Regions from separate parts of the Homo sapiens genome. Here region 1 is linked to region 2. The links are chromatin contacts, found by Hi-C or POLR2A ChIA-PET in ENCODE. All regions are on one chromosome and are shown on one strand. The core of a region is the stretch at or near the end of the contact, and the rest is flanking DNA. Distances in the headings are between cores, read along the strand shown.

Region 1 (7,447 bases), core at 1,808-4,307, 170 kb after region 2:
ACATCCATACAAAGACAGTAGCAGATTAAAGGAGGACACACATGGCCTGCCCTCAAGCTCATTCACAGCCCACCAAATCAACTCTTTGTTCAGCTTCTTGACTTTTCACAGTCTGCTGGCTTCAAGATGTTTTCCCTGGCCTTCTTCTAATGCCTCTTCCCTAATCCCAGGTAAAATTACTGAGGGGGGTTACTCATTCGATATATATGTAAGTTATTTGAGAAAGTTTATTAAGGCACAGTGGCTCACGCCTGTAATCCCAGCACTTTGGGAGGCCAAGGTGGGTGAATCACAAGGTCAGGAGTTCAAGACCAGCCTGGCCAAGATGGTGAAACACCGTCTCTACTAAAAATACAAAAATTAGCAGGGCATGGTGGTGAGCGCCTGTAATTCCAGCTACTTGGGAGGCTGAGCAGAGAATTTCTTCAACCTGGGAGGTGGAGGTTGCAGCGAGCCAAGATCGTGCCACTGCACTCCAGCCTGGGTGACTGAGCGAGACTCCATCTCAAAAAAAAAAAAATGCTATCCACAAAGTTGGATAAGTACAGAAACATTGTCCCAGGAAATGAAGCCAGTGATTAGGGCAGGGGTTGGCAAGTGTTTTCTGTAAGAACCACATAGTAAATATTTTCGGCTTTTACTGGCCCATTTGGTCTTTGTTGCAACTGCTCAACTCTGCCATCAAAATGCAGGCAACAGCCGTGGATAATATGTAGTGAATGGGCATGAGCATTGTCTTAGTTAATTTTCTGTTGCTTAAAACAGAATGCCTAAAACTGGGTCATTTATAAAGAAAAGGAATTTATTTCTTACAGTTATGGAGGCTGAGAAGTCTCAGGTCAAGAGGCCACATCTGGTGAAGATCCTCTTGCTAGCCAGGACTCTCTACAGAGTCCTGTGGTGGTTGGTGCAGGGCAACCTGTGGTGAGAGGACTCAAGTCTCACTTCCTCTTGCTACAAAGCCGCCAGTTTCCCTGCCACTGTCTCCCTTCCTCTTCTTACAAAACTGCCAGTTTCCTTGCGATGATAAACCACCAATCCATTAATGCATTAATCCATTAATCCATGAATAGATTAATCCATTCATGAGGGCAGAGTTCCCATGCCCCCATCACTTCTTAAAGGCCCTATCTCTTAATATAGTGACGTTAGAGACTAAGTTTCAACATGAGTTTTGGAGAGGACATTCAAACCATAGAAGTGTGTTCTAATGAAACCACGTTTATGGATGCTAAAATGTAAACATATAATTTTCATGTTCCACAAAATATTGTTCTTCTTCTGATGTTTTCCCACACTATTAAAATATAATACTATGACTAGCTTGTGAGCCACATGAAAAGAGGCGGCAGGCTAGATTCGGGCTGTGGGCTGCAGTTCGCTGGCATCTGCTCTAGGGCCACTCTCTCAGTAACAAAAACGTGCATTCGCCTCTAATAACACGCATGTACATGTGACACTACTCAAACAGTGAGCAAGCTGAGACTGAAAAACGTATCAGTTGACACTCCAGAATGTTCTTGCTGAAATCCTTCAGTGGATCATCTCATAAAGTCCTGGGAATGCACGCTGAGGCATCCAACCTAGAAAATGAGATGAGAAACTCCTGTAAGATTTGAGTGTTCTGTTAGCCCACCATCTCCAGAGATTAAATAAATAATAATAACTATGGTGCATTCAACATCTCAATCTGAGATGTTTTAGTAAAATGAAGGCATGCTCGCATGTATTCACAAAGCCTAGAGGTGAGAAATAGAAAAGATCTCAGTATTTCAAATCTGAGTAGCGCTGTGCTTGTATCATTCAGCTCAAAATCTGCAGAAGCACTTAGACCAGTTAAAACTGTGCAATGCGGTCAAGCGTTCAAATATTTTATCTCGATCAAGAAGGAGGATGTGGGATGATGTGGGATGCCCTGCATCTTCCCCTCCCTTTTTTCCTGGAGGGTTTGAAGCCATCCCAATTCATTTTTTTCCAAAGTCTGACAATAACTCAGTGGGTCATCCCAGCCTTGGAACGAGCCATTCCTGGATGCCATGGAAATTGTCTATGGGGGATGCCTCCCCAGCTATCTTCTGCAGCCTACATCTGGACCAGTCAATAATCTGAACCCTCAGCTTTCTGGATGTGAATCTTTCCCCAGACTAGCTGAGAACTAGGGGTTACTCAAGAATGCACTAAACAATTCTTCCCCCACTACCCTGTACCTCCACAATCAAAAGTGTTAGGGGCCAGGCAGGGTGGCTCATGCCTGTAACCCCAGCACTTTGGGAGACGGAGACAGGTGGCTCGCTTGAGCCCAGGAGTTCGAGATCAGTCTGGACAATATGGCGAAACCCTGTCTCTACTAAAAATACAAAAAAATTAGCTAGGCGTGGTGGTGGGTGCCTGTAATCCCAGCTACTCAGGAGGTTGAGGCAGGAGAATCACTTGAATCTGGGAGGTGGAGGCTGCAGTGAGCGGAGATCGCACCACTGCACTCCAACTGAGGCAACAGAGCGAGATTCCATCTCAAATAAATGAAGAAATAAAATGAAAATAAAAAAGAGTGTTAGGAATAAAGCCTGTCAAATCATCATTACTGCTCCTAAGCATCTCTGGGTGCTTCTGAAATTGCTGTTAGGCTATTTGCAAGACACTGAACATTCCAGAAAGTGTGCTAGAGCATTGAGAATTCCCTCAGGGACTGTAGCTGCAGACCTTGCTCTCACATGCAAGGTGACCACGTGGCCTGCACGTTCCAGGACAGTGCCTGCTGCAAACAGTCTACCCCTTTACCTTTTACATAACTGTACTCACCGATCAGGAAAACAGACCTTGGTCAGACAGAAGCGATGGTCATAATCTCTCTGCAGATGGACTTCTAACTACATTTCTTCAAATTGCAACAAATGTAAATACAATCAGTCATACACACTCTATGCTACCACCTTCTCCCATTTTAGGGTGTTGAAAGCCCAAATTAATCACGGCTGGGTGGGGCAACTCACACCTGTAATCCCAGCACTTTGGGAGGCCCAGGCGGGGGTGGATCGCTTGAGTTTAGGAGTTTGAGACCAGCTTGGGCAACACGGCAAGGCCCCATCTCTACAAAAAAATACAAAAATTAGCCAAGCATGGTGGTGTGCTCCTGTGGTTCCAGCTACTCAGGAGGCTGAGACAGGAGGATTGCTTGAGCACAGGAGGTCGAGGCTGCAGTGAGCTGTGATCACACCACTGCACTCTAGCCTGGGTCATACAGTGAAATCCCGTCTCAAAGGAAAAAAAAAAAGTCACATGTGAAAACTTCTGGAGAGTCCAAAGACAAACACCATAGCTCATGGGCCATTAAGACAATCTGTACAAACACTCAATGAACCAATATGAAGACAGAAATCCTGGTGAATTGTATATGTATTCCAGAAGATTAAAATCAGGAAGGCAAAGGAAAATGGAGAGCTGGCACTTGGCACCCATGAAAGACCCACTTTCCCTGCCCTACCAGGTGGCATTTCTCCTTCCCACCCTCAGGATCAGCCTGGCATCAGCGATTATCTCAGCCCACTGAGGCCTGGATGCTGCTGGCTGATTTTTGTCTCTGCAGTCAGGAGCCAACCACAGGCCTCCTGAACCTCCAGCACCCTGGCTCACCCAGGACAACAACACAGATCAACTCCCAAATAAATTCCTCTCTGTTGTCCTGCAATGTGCTAATTGCCCATAATGAGCACATCATAATAATTAAGGATGACTACGCCAAACCTTTGACTGAGGTAGCAATCCTTCACCCACAAATGGCAAGGCCTTTCCTAAATCTTAATTAAAGAGCACACCAGCCACCTGAGCTGAGGCAGAGTTCTCCCACTTTCGAGATGGGGAAAATGGAGGCTCAGGGTGGCAGGTTTCTTATTCTATTCCATAAGGCACACTTGTACATTTTAATTGGTTTAAATTAAGTGCTATACATAACCTATAAGGAGGTTGTTAAATAAATTGCTTAGCCGTTGCAAAGAATGATAGGTAGTTGTAAAAATTCATGTTTTGAAGACATGGGAAAATGCTTGTTATGGAATTTTAAGAGAAATTAAGAAAGATAAGTGTTGTATTTGTAGGACGGTCTTGGTCGAGTGTGAAAATACCCGTGCTGGTGTGTGTTTGTGTGTATCAAGAGTAGATCATAATGTTAACACGGGTTCGCAGTTTCTTGGGTGATTCAAGATGAATTTTCATGTTTTCTATACTTTTTTGTCATTTCCAGATTTTCTACAACAAACATTTAATCTTTTATAATAAGAAAAAGATACATGTTTTAAAGATTTTTAAAGGTATTTTACTTTTTTTAAAAAAAGATATTTTAAAAGACTTTCCTATTCTGTTTTAAATCAGGCTCCTTGGCCCTCCCTTATTAACTCTTTAAATGCATGCAGGACATTCGCTCGGCAGCCTTCTTCTCCTGGGTCACCTGTACTTGGGTTTGTGGTGAATTGTCAAGCATGTCAGCGGGGTGGGACTCCTGCTTCAGGGGATGCCTCCCTGGAATTCACTCAGAGCGGTTGGGAATATCCAGCAAAGTCTGGGGATGCAATGTGTGGCCAAATCCCAGGTCTCCATCCAGAAGCCCCTGTGGCCCCTGCTCAGAGTCCATGGAGTGACCTTTGTGGCCACAGCTTTCCAGGAAACAGACGTGTGTGCCGGGCACCTCCTTCTCAGCCCACCCAGCTGTCTGGTGGTCAGCGAGAGGAGAAAAGGCAGCCCCAACATCAAAGACATAGCAACTGCCTGGTGACTTCCTCCCCGGCCAGCTGGAGGTGTCAGCTCGAGGCCGGACTCTGTTTCCTGCTGCCAGGGCAGCTGCTTCCCTCTTCCCTTCAACTCAGAGGTGAAAGGTTCGCACCATCTGCAAACGCCACCCTCCAGCATTTGACTCCCACACCCTAAACAAAACAGCAACCAGACATCATGAGCCCAAACTGAAACCCACCCCCCACCCCAAGGATGGGCAATGTGGAGAGACCTTTGCCCACCAACAACATTTTCCCACTACACCCCAAAAGGAAGAAGCCATCCTCCCTTAAACGCCTTCCGATCTGACCCTGGATGCTCAGGCCGCTTGGCTGTTCCCGGGTGCAGGGTCAGGGACCCTGGGAGGCTCCGAGTTGCTCAATGCCTCTGAGCACAGGCTGACTCTCTTCACAGCAATCTGGGGAATTTGGGCTGTTCTGGGGTGGAGCTGGGGACAACGGTGTGTGTCGGGCAACAGCAGCGGCCTCGACTTGTTCTGGCTTTTGGCTCTGCAGGGAAATCCAGGCAGATTGGGACTGAGGAAGGCTGGGTGGGTGGGCAGGGCTGGTGGACATGGGGAGCAAGGTGGTGGGCCACCCCGTTGACAGACCTCTCCGGGAGAGAAGCCTGTTGGAGCTGGGCCTGGGCGCAAAGGGGGAGAGAGGGTGAGGCGCTCTGGGAGGGAGCCCTGAACACAAGCTGCGGGAGGGGGGAAGGGAGGAGGAAAGGGGACGGGCCTGGGTCCCCCTGTGGAGGGCTGAGCTGGGGACAGGCACAGAGCAGAAAGGAAGCCATCTACCCTTTAAAATGCCTTCAAAAAAATAATCCCAGGACTCCCTTGTACCTTCCAACTTGCCTGTCGGCATCTATTCAGTGTTTTTCGTGTGGCACTCAAAGAAGAGAAACACAGTCTGTGCCACGGCGGGCTGGCCAGCTGCGGGGAACCCTCCCATTTGGAGGGAAAATGAAGACTGCAGGATGGTGGAGAGAAACGTGGGGGCCTCCTGGCCAGCCCTCTTTTCCCCGGCTCCAGAAAGCACTATGAGAATTCCTCGAGCCCTCTCATGTTTATAGCTTCTGACCCACACCTGGCTGGTCTTCCAGGTGGGTCCAGTTCTTTCCTCTCTCCTAGCACCCACCCAGCCCCCAACACGCATCCCCAGGATCCCCCAATACCACGCCTCCAACTCCGCCTCTGGCGCCCTTAGGTTCCATGCGAGGGTTCCTCCGGCATGCGCCATGGAAGCTGTGGCTCAGGAAAGCCTCATTCACATGCTTGGCAACCGCACACTGGAAAGCAGCCAGCAGCCCCAGGAGCCACACTTCACCTGATCCATCCACAAAATGGGCTGAACGGACCCAAGGCGAGAGAGCCAGGTCCAGCCGCCCAGCTGGCCAGACCTGTGCACTCGCTAGGGCACGATGTCAGTCATAGCCTCGACTGTTGTTAATCCCACAGACAGGTGGCTTTTGGTCCCAAATTTGTGACAGGCACGAATCACGGAGCTGGGAATCCGGAAGACTTGGATTCCCACCTCGCTTCTGGCTCCCGATGCTGTGGAACTATAATTCAGCCTCCACTTCCTCATTTATCAGAAGTTGTTGATGAGATGCCTTGGAAATTCTTGCCAACTGTAAAATCAAAGAGATGGCAAGGACAAACCACGTGCCTTCAGAAAGTGCTTCCCCAGGCACCTGCATGCTCACTCTCTTACCCATGTCTCCACCCCTAATCCCTCCAATGCCCCAGGAGGGGGCTGGGTGAGTGTTGGGTGGCAGTGAGACCCAGTCACCCAGCTGGTGAGCAGGTGAGCCAAGACCACACCCAGGGCCGCCGTCCTACCTCCCAGTCAATCATGCATATGGGAGATAGATAAAGCCCTAAATGCTCATTTGGAGCTGCTTGAGAAGAGAATATAATTCATGGGCCAAAGATACAGAAATGTCTTTCCCAGTGGGAGGCAAGCCGGTGGCACCTGCTCTCCAGGGCCTAACACCCTCATTTCCGCCTCTCCGGTACCTGATGCTATCAGAGGATTGACTCCCTCTAAAGGCCAACCTGAGACCTTCACTCAGCTCAAAATGTGGTTCAGGGAGAGAAACTAACAAAAGGGAATGGGAGTGGGGGGAAGAAAAATCATCTTTTTCTGCCACCAAAGAACAGCTGCAAACATAGAGAACGTGAAGTAGCCGGGAAGTCGTCGTGGCTGGTGTGAATTCAGTCCCAGGGGAATCGGCCGCACTGAAGTGCTGAGCGAACGCTGCCCAGAGAAAGGCAAGCCCAGCGAAAAGGCAGGCCCCTCCCAAGGTCAAGGCTTCCTCGATTCGGAGGCAGCCTTCCATCGCAAACTGCACCCCCGCCCACAGTGTCAGGCTGCAGCGTCAGGAACAAAACCAGCAGCCCAGAGTTGATGAGGCGCAGGCGGTGCCCAGGCCCATGGGAGGGTTAATTAAGGCCGCCCTGAGCTGCATACCTGAGTCTCAACACTTGGGCTGAACTGCAGACCTGAGTGCCGAGGACATGGGGCCAAAAGCCGAGAAGGAATGTGAGGCTGCCCACGCGGCCATCTTGGCCGGCAGCCACGGCTGACCTGGAGGGGTGAAGGCCTGGGATGCCATTCCTCCACAGAAGACTGCATTAGCCAGGGCTGGAGGAACGCCAAGGCCATGACCCACAGAAGCCCAT
Region 2 (6,927 bases), core at 1,961-4,460:
GCCTGACAATCCCTTCTGTCCTGCTCTGCTTCACTGGTTTCGCTGCTGAGACTCCTCTTTCTTGGTTTTCTCTTATCTTGGACGAGCATGTGCCCAGTAACTGCCTGAGAAAGGGTGCAGACAAGAAACGTTTCTTGAGATCTTGAGTGCTTGAAAATGCCTGTATTTCATTTTCAAAATTGATCAGTAGTTTCATAAGCCAAGAATTCCACATTAGAAATTTGTTGCCCTTCCAGAATTTTGAAGGCCCTTGTCTTCTAGCTCCCTGTGTTGCTGTTGAGAATTCTAAGGGCCTCCTGATTGCTGATATTTGCTAAGTGGCCTCTGTGTTCCTCTAGAAGCTTCTAAGGCCTTCTCTTTATCTCTGCTGCAGTGATATTCCATGATGATTTGCCTTGGCCTGAGCATCTATCAGGAGATTTATGCCACTTAGCTCTAGGGAATTTTCTTGCATTTTAAAAAATAACTTATTCTCTATATATTTTTTTCCTTTTCTCTCTTTTGGAATTCCTGTTTGTCAGGAGTTCAACTTTCTTCTCTTGTCTTTTCATCTCTCCTCTCCTATTGTTGGTTCTTCGGCCTTTTGCGGTATTTTTTTTTTGGCAAAAATTCTCATTGTTATCTTCTAATCCTCCTGTAGAATTTTGTTTCAGCTCTGTCCTCTTTCCTGCCCCTAATCCTGGAGCTATGAATGTTCCTGCTAGGAGCCTGATCTTGAATCACAAGTATACAGCTCCTCTTAAGTCCTAGAAGGTTTTAATTGTGGGTTTGTCCAGAAAGTTTCCCTCTGCTCCCTGAATTGCCTGTTTTCTCTGAGATCCTTTCTGTCTTGTCTTTAGTTTCTGTTTGTCTGTGTTAGAGGGCTTCCTGTCTGGTGATCCTTGGCTATCTATTCATAGTTAAGAGTGAGACACTAAAATATTTATCAGAAACTGGTGTGCTGGGGCAGGATTTGCCTGTGCAGTGAGAGGCGAAGTACATGTTCAGAGGAGCCCACATTGTTAGCATCTGGAGCCTGTCCTCTGGGTGATGTTGTCCTCAGAGGTCATCTGTTTTCCTGCTTGCTGGTTATAGGTTTGGCTATGGCTGCCCTGGAGCAGGGATGGGGAAGGGGCCAGAAGTCCACCATTCAGTGTGCACAATTCATATCCCCACCTCACCCTGCACTGGAGTGCCAGCTGCCTCGATTTCCCAGAGGATCACCCTCGAGTCTCTCGTGGGATCAAGGAGCTAGTGTCTGCCTGAGCAGCAGATCTAACAACCCTTGGACAGCATTCAATAACCCACCTCTTGCCAACCCCATCTCATCCCAACCTTTCAGAGGGCCTGGAGTCTGATTCCGGAGCCTCTCGGGTGGATCCTCAAGGTCTTCTGCCTGCACCTCTGACTGCAGACACTCGGTAGCCAGCTTCCTTCCCTCTGCTAAGTCACCTCCCACCCATGGCTGTGTCTGCTTTCCTCTTCAGACATAACTCACATTGTCATTCATCTTATTTAATCCCCAGTCCTGGGCTCCTCATCCTGTAAGGTTCCCTGTTTTCATGCTTTTACTGACATTTTAGGGGGGGTGGGCAGAAAAGTAATGAAAGTACATGTACCACCGGCCATGTTTAAGCCTCTTCTGCCTGGGCTGGGCATGGTTGTTCACGCCTGTAATCCCAGCACTTTGGGAGTCCGAGGTGAGTGGACCACCTGAGGTCAGGAGTTCAAGACCAGCCTGGCCAACATGGTGAAACCCCGTCTCTACTAAAAAATACAAAAATTAGCTGGGAGTGGTGTTGGGCGCCTTTAATCCCAGCTACTTGGGAGCCTGAGGCATGAAAATCACTTGAACCCGGGAGGCAGAGGTTGCAGTGAGCCGAGATCAGGCCACTGTGCTCCAGCCTGGGTGACAAGAGTGAAATTCCATCACCAAACAAACAAACAAACAAACAAACAAAAAAGCCCCCCAAAAAACAAAGACTCTTCTGCCCATGCCTGTCAGATACTGAAGGAAAAACGCAAAGCACCTTCCAGGAAAGCTGAGTCACAGAGGTGCACAGAGCCAACCCAGGAGCTTCTCTTTCTCCCACAGCATGCACCCATCCCTAGCAAGTCCTGCCAGCTCTGCTCTAAACAGGACCAGGCTCAAAGCTCATCTCTTCACCTCCTTCACTACCTTCCCTACCATTCGTCTGGGATTCCTGCAGGCACCTCTGACTAGACTGCCCTGCTGTGTCCTCTTCAGTCTACTCTCAGAAATTAGACTCAGCTGGAGAGATTCCTGTTAAAACAAAAGTCAGATAATATGACCCCTTCATTCTAAACCTTCCGACAGCTTCCCATTTCACTCATGACAATATCCTAAGGCCTTACCATGAACTGCAGAGTCAACACAATCTTTCCATATCACCTCCTACTCCTGGCCTCTTTGCTTAATCTGCATCAGGCACACTGAACCCCTTGCCATTTCTCACACACACTGAGTGTGTTCCAGCCCCAGGGCCTTTGCACTTGCTGCTCGATCCCCAGATACTCCTATGATCATGTCTTCACTTACTTCCATGCTCAGCTGAAATGTTACCTTATCAGAGAGACCTCCATTGTTTTATCAATCCATTTGCGGCCTGAAAAAGTCTGATTGTGATTCCTGGGTTCCAAACACCTTGATCCTTCAGCTGCTGATATTACAATCAGAAATTAATACTGGTTATTGGTATTCTGACTTCTATTTGGAATCCACGAAGATCCCTAGGCCAACACTTCTCAAGCTTTAACGTGCATGTGAACCAGAAAGATGCTAGCCAGTGCTTCTTAGACTTTTACATACAAAGGAATCACTTTGAGAGCTTGCCAAATGCAGATTAAGACTCAGCAAGTTTGGGACTAGACCAGAGGTTTGCATCTGTAACACGCGCCCAGGTGATGTTGAGCCTGCTGCTCCCCAGCTTACCTTTTGAACGACAAAGTCTAGACCAAGGTGAGGATACTGTCCCTCTCATCCCAGACACACAAGAGAGGCTGGGCCTTCATCCCTCCCATCCCCACCTGTGGGCAAGTTACTCCATCAGCCAGAAGATGGTCAGCTCTTACAGCCTCAGAGGTCTAATGACGCAACAGCTGCAGCACCTGCTCCCTGGGTGCCCGCCTGTGGGGTGAGTCAGCGGCTGGACTGAGATGACAGCTCATGAGCATGTCTCCTGGGACTGTGCCTGTGGCCTGGGCTTGGGCCAGACTCCGTCAGCAACTAAATGCACCTGGAAGGCTCTCCTCAGCTCTGCAAATCCCACCAGCTGCCTGACCTGCTTTCCCCAAGCCCTACCACTCCTCTCGCCTACTCTTAACTGCCTTCGTCACCCCAGTTAGGTCAAATGGCATTCTCTTCAGAATGACCTCTACCATCTGTTGAGACTCTGTTATCTGCCAGGCAGTGTTGCAGGCATTTCCCTTGCATCATTTGATTTAACTCTCATAAGTGTGCTATGGGATGACTGTTATTACCTTCTTTTAAGATGAGGAAATGACACTGCAGTGACAATAACTAATTTGCTCAGGATCACAAAGCTGGGAAGTGATGGAGGTGGGATCCCAGGCTGGCTCTCTGATTCCATCTTGGGCAGGGGACATCACATCTGTGCCACCACCCTACTTGTGGTCTACCAGGCTCCACCACCTCCATTATCTTAGTGGACAGGTGGAGAAGCACCACCTCATCTTTGTGGAGGGAAATGCTGTACTTCAGCTTCCTTCATCCTAACACCCAGGGAAAAGGAAACATCCCAGTCCCATCTCAGCTAGCTTTCCTGTATTACCTAATATAAGATGGGATAATAACTGAGACTCCCAGGTGAAGGTCACAGCCCAGGGACACAGGCTCACTAAAAACCTGAAACCTAATCATTGGACTCTATATAGAATGATTCGCCTCCCCCATTTCTGCCCAGCACATCCGCAGTGCTCTTTTGTAGTAACTGGAACACAATATAAGCTATATGTCAGTGAGCTTGAAGATATATGAATAGAAACTTCTCAAACTGAAAGACAAAGGGAAGAAAGACTGAAAAAAAAATGGAGCACCATGTTTAAAAATGGCAGGACAATTACAAAAGGTGTAACATATATGTAATGGGAATACCAAAAAAGAAGAAAGGGAGAAAAGAACAGAAAAAATATTTGAAGTAATAATGACTGAGAATTTTCCAAAATTAATGAGACACCAAACCACAGATTCAGGAAACTAAAGAGAACACCAAGCAGGATGGATATTTTAAAACGTATACCTAGGTATATAGTATATATTCAAATTGCAGAAAATCAAAGATGCAGAGAAAATAATGAAAGAATTCAGAGGTGGAAAAAAAACCTACCTTACGTATGGAGGATCAAGCATAAGACTACATCAGACTTCTCCTCGAAAACCATGCAAGTAAAAAGAGAGTGTGGAGTGAAATATTTAAAGGGCTGAAAGAAAGAAAACACCACTAGCTATAGATAGAATTCTGTATCCAGTGAAATTATCCTTCAAAAGTGAATGGCAAATACTTTTGCAGAGAAAGAAAAACGGAAGGGGTTTGCTGCCAGTAGGACTTCCTTGAAAAAGAAGGGAAAATGACATAGGTGAAAAACTCAGGTCTACTAAAAGGAATGAAGAGCATTCAAGAAGAAAGAAACGAAGGCTAAAATGAATAATTTCTTTTTCATATTTTATGCTAATCTAACAGTTTATCATTTTCTTCAAGATAATAATAGTAAACATGTATTGGGTGATTATAGTTTATAAATTAGTGAAATGAATGACAAAAATGTTATAAGAGATGAGGAAAAGAATTGTGAATACTCTGTGATAACATATTCTCACTACACATGAAGTGGTATTGTGTTATTTGAAAATGGACTTGGATCAGTTTTAAGTGTATATTGCAAAATCACAGGCAACTACTAAAAAAATTGTAAAGAAGTATAACTGATATATAATGAAAGAGGAAATAAAATGGAATCATATAAAATTCTCAAGGAAAATCAGAAAAGGAGAAAAAAGTGTAAGAGGAAAAAGAAACAGAACAAGGGAAACACATAGAAACAGTAATAAATATGGTTGATATTATATCAAATATATTAATAATTAGTTTATATGTCAATGTTCTAAATATGTGAATTACAAGACAGACGCTAGCTGGGTGGATTAAAAAAACCAGACCTAACTGTATGTTGTCTACAAGAAACTCACTTTAACTATAAAGACACAATTAGAATACAAGTAAAGAGATAGAGATAGATATACCATGTTAATGCTGGAATATCTGTATTTATATCAGACAATGTGGACTACAGAAAAAGTATCAGGGCAAAGGGGCAAGAAGGGCGGCGTGAGCAAGTGGAGCCAGGAGGAATTTTAGGGCAGTGGAACTCTTCTATGCTTTACTGTAATCGTGCGTGCCTGACATTATGCATTTGTCAAAACTGCTAGAACTGAACAACACATGGAGTGAACCCTCACGTAAACTATGGACTTTCATGGATAATAATGTACCAGTACTTTCATCCATTTTAGCAAACGTACTGCAACAATGCAAAATGCTGATAATAATAGGGGACACTGTGGGAGGAGTCAAGGGTCTATGTAATATCTCTGCACAATTTTTCTTTAAACCTATCACTGCTCTAAAAAATAAAGCCCAGTTTTGTTTTGTTTTTAAAAAAAGAGGCCACGTGCAGTGCCTCATGCCTGTAATCCCAACGCTTTGGGAGGCCAAGGCAGGAGGATTGCTTGAGGCCAGGAGTTTCAGACTAGCCTTGGCAACATGGCGAGATCCTATCTCTAGGAAAAAAAAAAAATAGCTTGGCATGGTGGTGCATGCCTGTGGTCCCAGCTATTGGGGAGGCTGAAGTAGGGGGATTGCTTGAGCCCAGGCATTTGAGGCTCCAATGAGATATGATAATGCCACTCCACTCCAGCCTGGGCAACAGAACAAGACTCTGTCTCAAAAAAAAGAGAGAAAGAAAGAAAGAGAGAGAGAAGGAAGGAAGGAAAGAAGGAAATTATCACAACTATCGCTTCAGGCGTTGGCTGACCTAGACCTCCACCCCGGCCCTCACCACCTGGCCAGTCGGAGCCTTGGTCCTCTACATCCATGGGGCCCCTACTGCCTGAGCTAGGCAATCTCTCAAGACCCCAGGGCTGGCCTTGGCGGACAGTTCTCTAATTTCATTCTGGGTAAAGGGACCATGAGCGAGTTGCTCATGGCAAAGTCCCAGAGGATGAACAAGAGGCTGTGAGTCTCGGTCTGCCAGAGGGATTCTAGGAGAGAGAAGTAGCTTAATAAGCAAAAGGTGGCAAATATGAGCCGAAAGAAGGCCCCATCCCCTTGTAGTAGACATGCACTTCTGAAGACGGCTCAGTGGATTGGAGACTGTTCCCAGGGCCACCTTGGGAGGCATGAGGGAAGGAGCTTGGGTCAACCTGTCATACCCAAAGCAGAGTCACCCTCACTCAGGACACTTGCTGAACAGGGACAAACCAGCTTCATAGAAAATCCATGAAATTGTAGACTCCACCAGAAATTTTAGACTCCATCTACTTATTTCTCCTGGATTGTTACATTGAAAATCCAGGTCTCTCAGTTTAGACCTTTGGGGAGACTCTTCAGTCCTCTCCCCATCTGCTAACCTTGACCAAACACAAAGGAGAGAGGGGCTTCAGAGGAGGGTCCCTCGGACCTTGGTGGGCAGGACCCACTTTCCCTGTGCAGAAGGAAACTTGAAATCAGGAGACTGAGCCTCACCCAGGGACAGGCCCCACCACTGTGCCCTGACAGGCCCTTGTGGACAGAAAGGGACAGGGCGTAGCCTCACTTCGACCCTCTGGGTTTGCTGTGGGGCCAGCTGGGCCTGGTGTGGCTGAGCTCCAGAGTGCTGTCAGCCACTCCCAGTTCCCTCATGACCTGGGCA

What was found. Hi-C counts contacts between places; a loop is a spot of excess contacts on that map. ChIA-PET counts read pairs that join two places held with the same protein, here RNA polymerase II (POLR2A). Pooled maps may share reads with other maps.
Region 1: a pooled map shows a loop between it and region 2 (6-fold over the local background). The contact joins the promoter of LINC02940 here to the enhancer-like site in region 2. A Hi-C loop is called at or near these places in 1 of 168 maps with a recorded cell type or tissue (OCI-LY7), 4 of 37 single-sample maps with no recorded cell type and 6 of 50 pooled maps. POLR2A ChIA-PET finds 5 or more read pairs at or near these places in 1 of 52 experiments (MCF 10A).

The regions. Positions count from the first base shown.
Region 1 is chr21:39,016,199-39,023,645 of GRCh38, forward strand. LINC02940 (long intergenic non-protein coding RNA 2940) reads right to left here and starts at 3,058. Exons shown (of 7, transcript XR_007067867.1): 1 at 2,800-3,058; 2 at 1-1,583. RefSeq lists enhancers at 993-1,062, 5,693-6,193, 7,201-7,447.
Region 2 is chr21:38,850,426-38,857,352 of GRCh38, forward strand. No RefSeq gene overlaps it. Among named protein-coding and RNA genes, the nearest start is that of ETS2, 48 kb to the left of the region's middle. Within about 2 kb of position 3,211, at least 5 of the 41 ENCODE cell types and tissues checked have a DNase peak (open chromatin) inside an H3K27ac peak, as active enhancers do.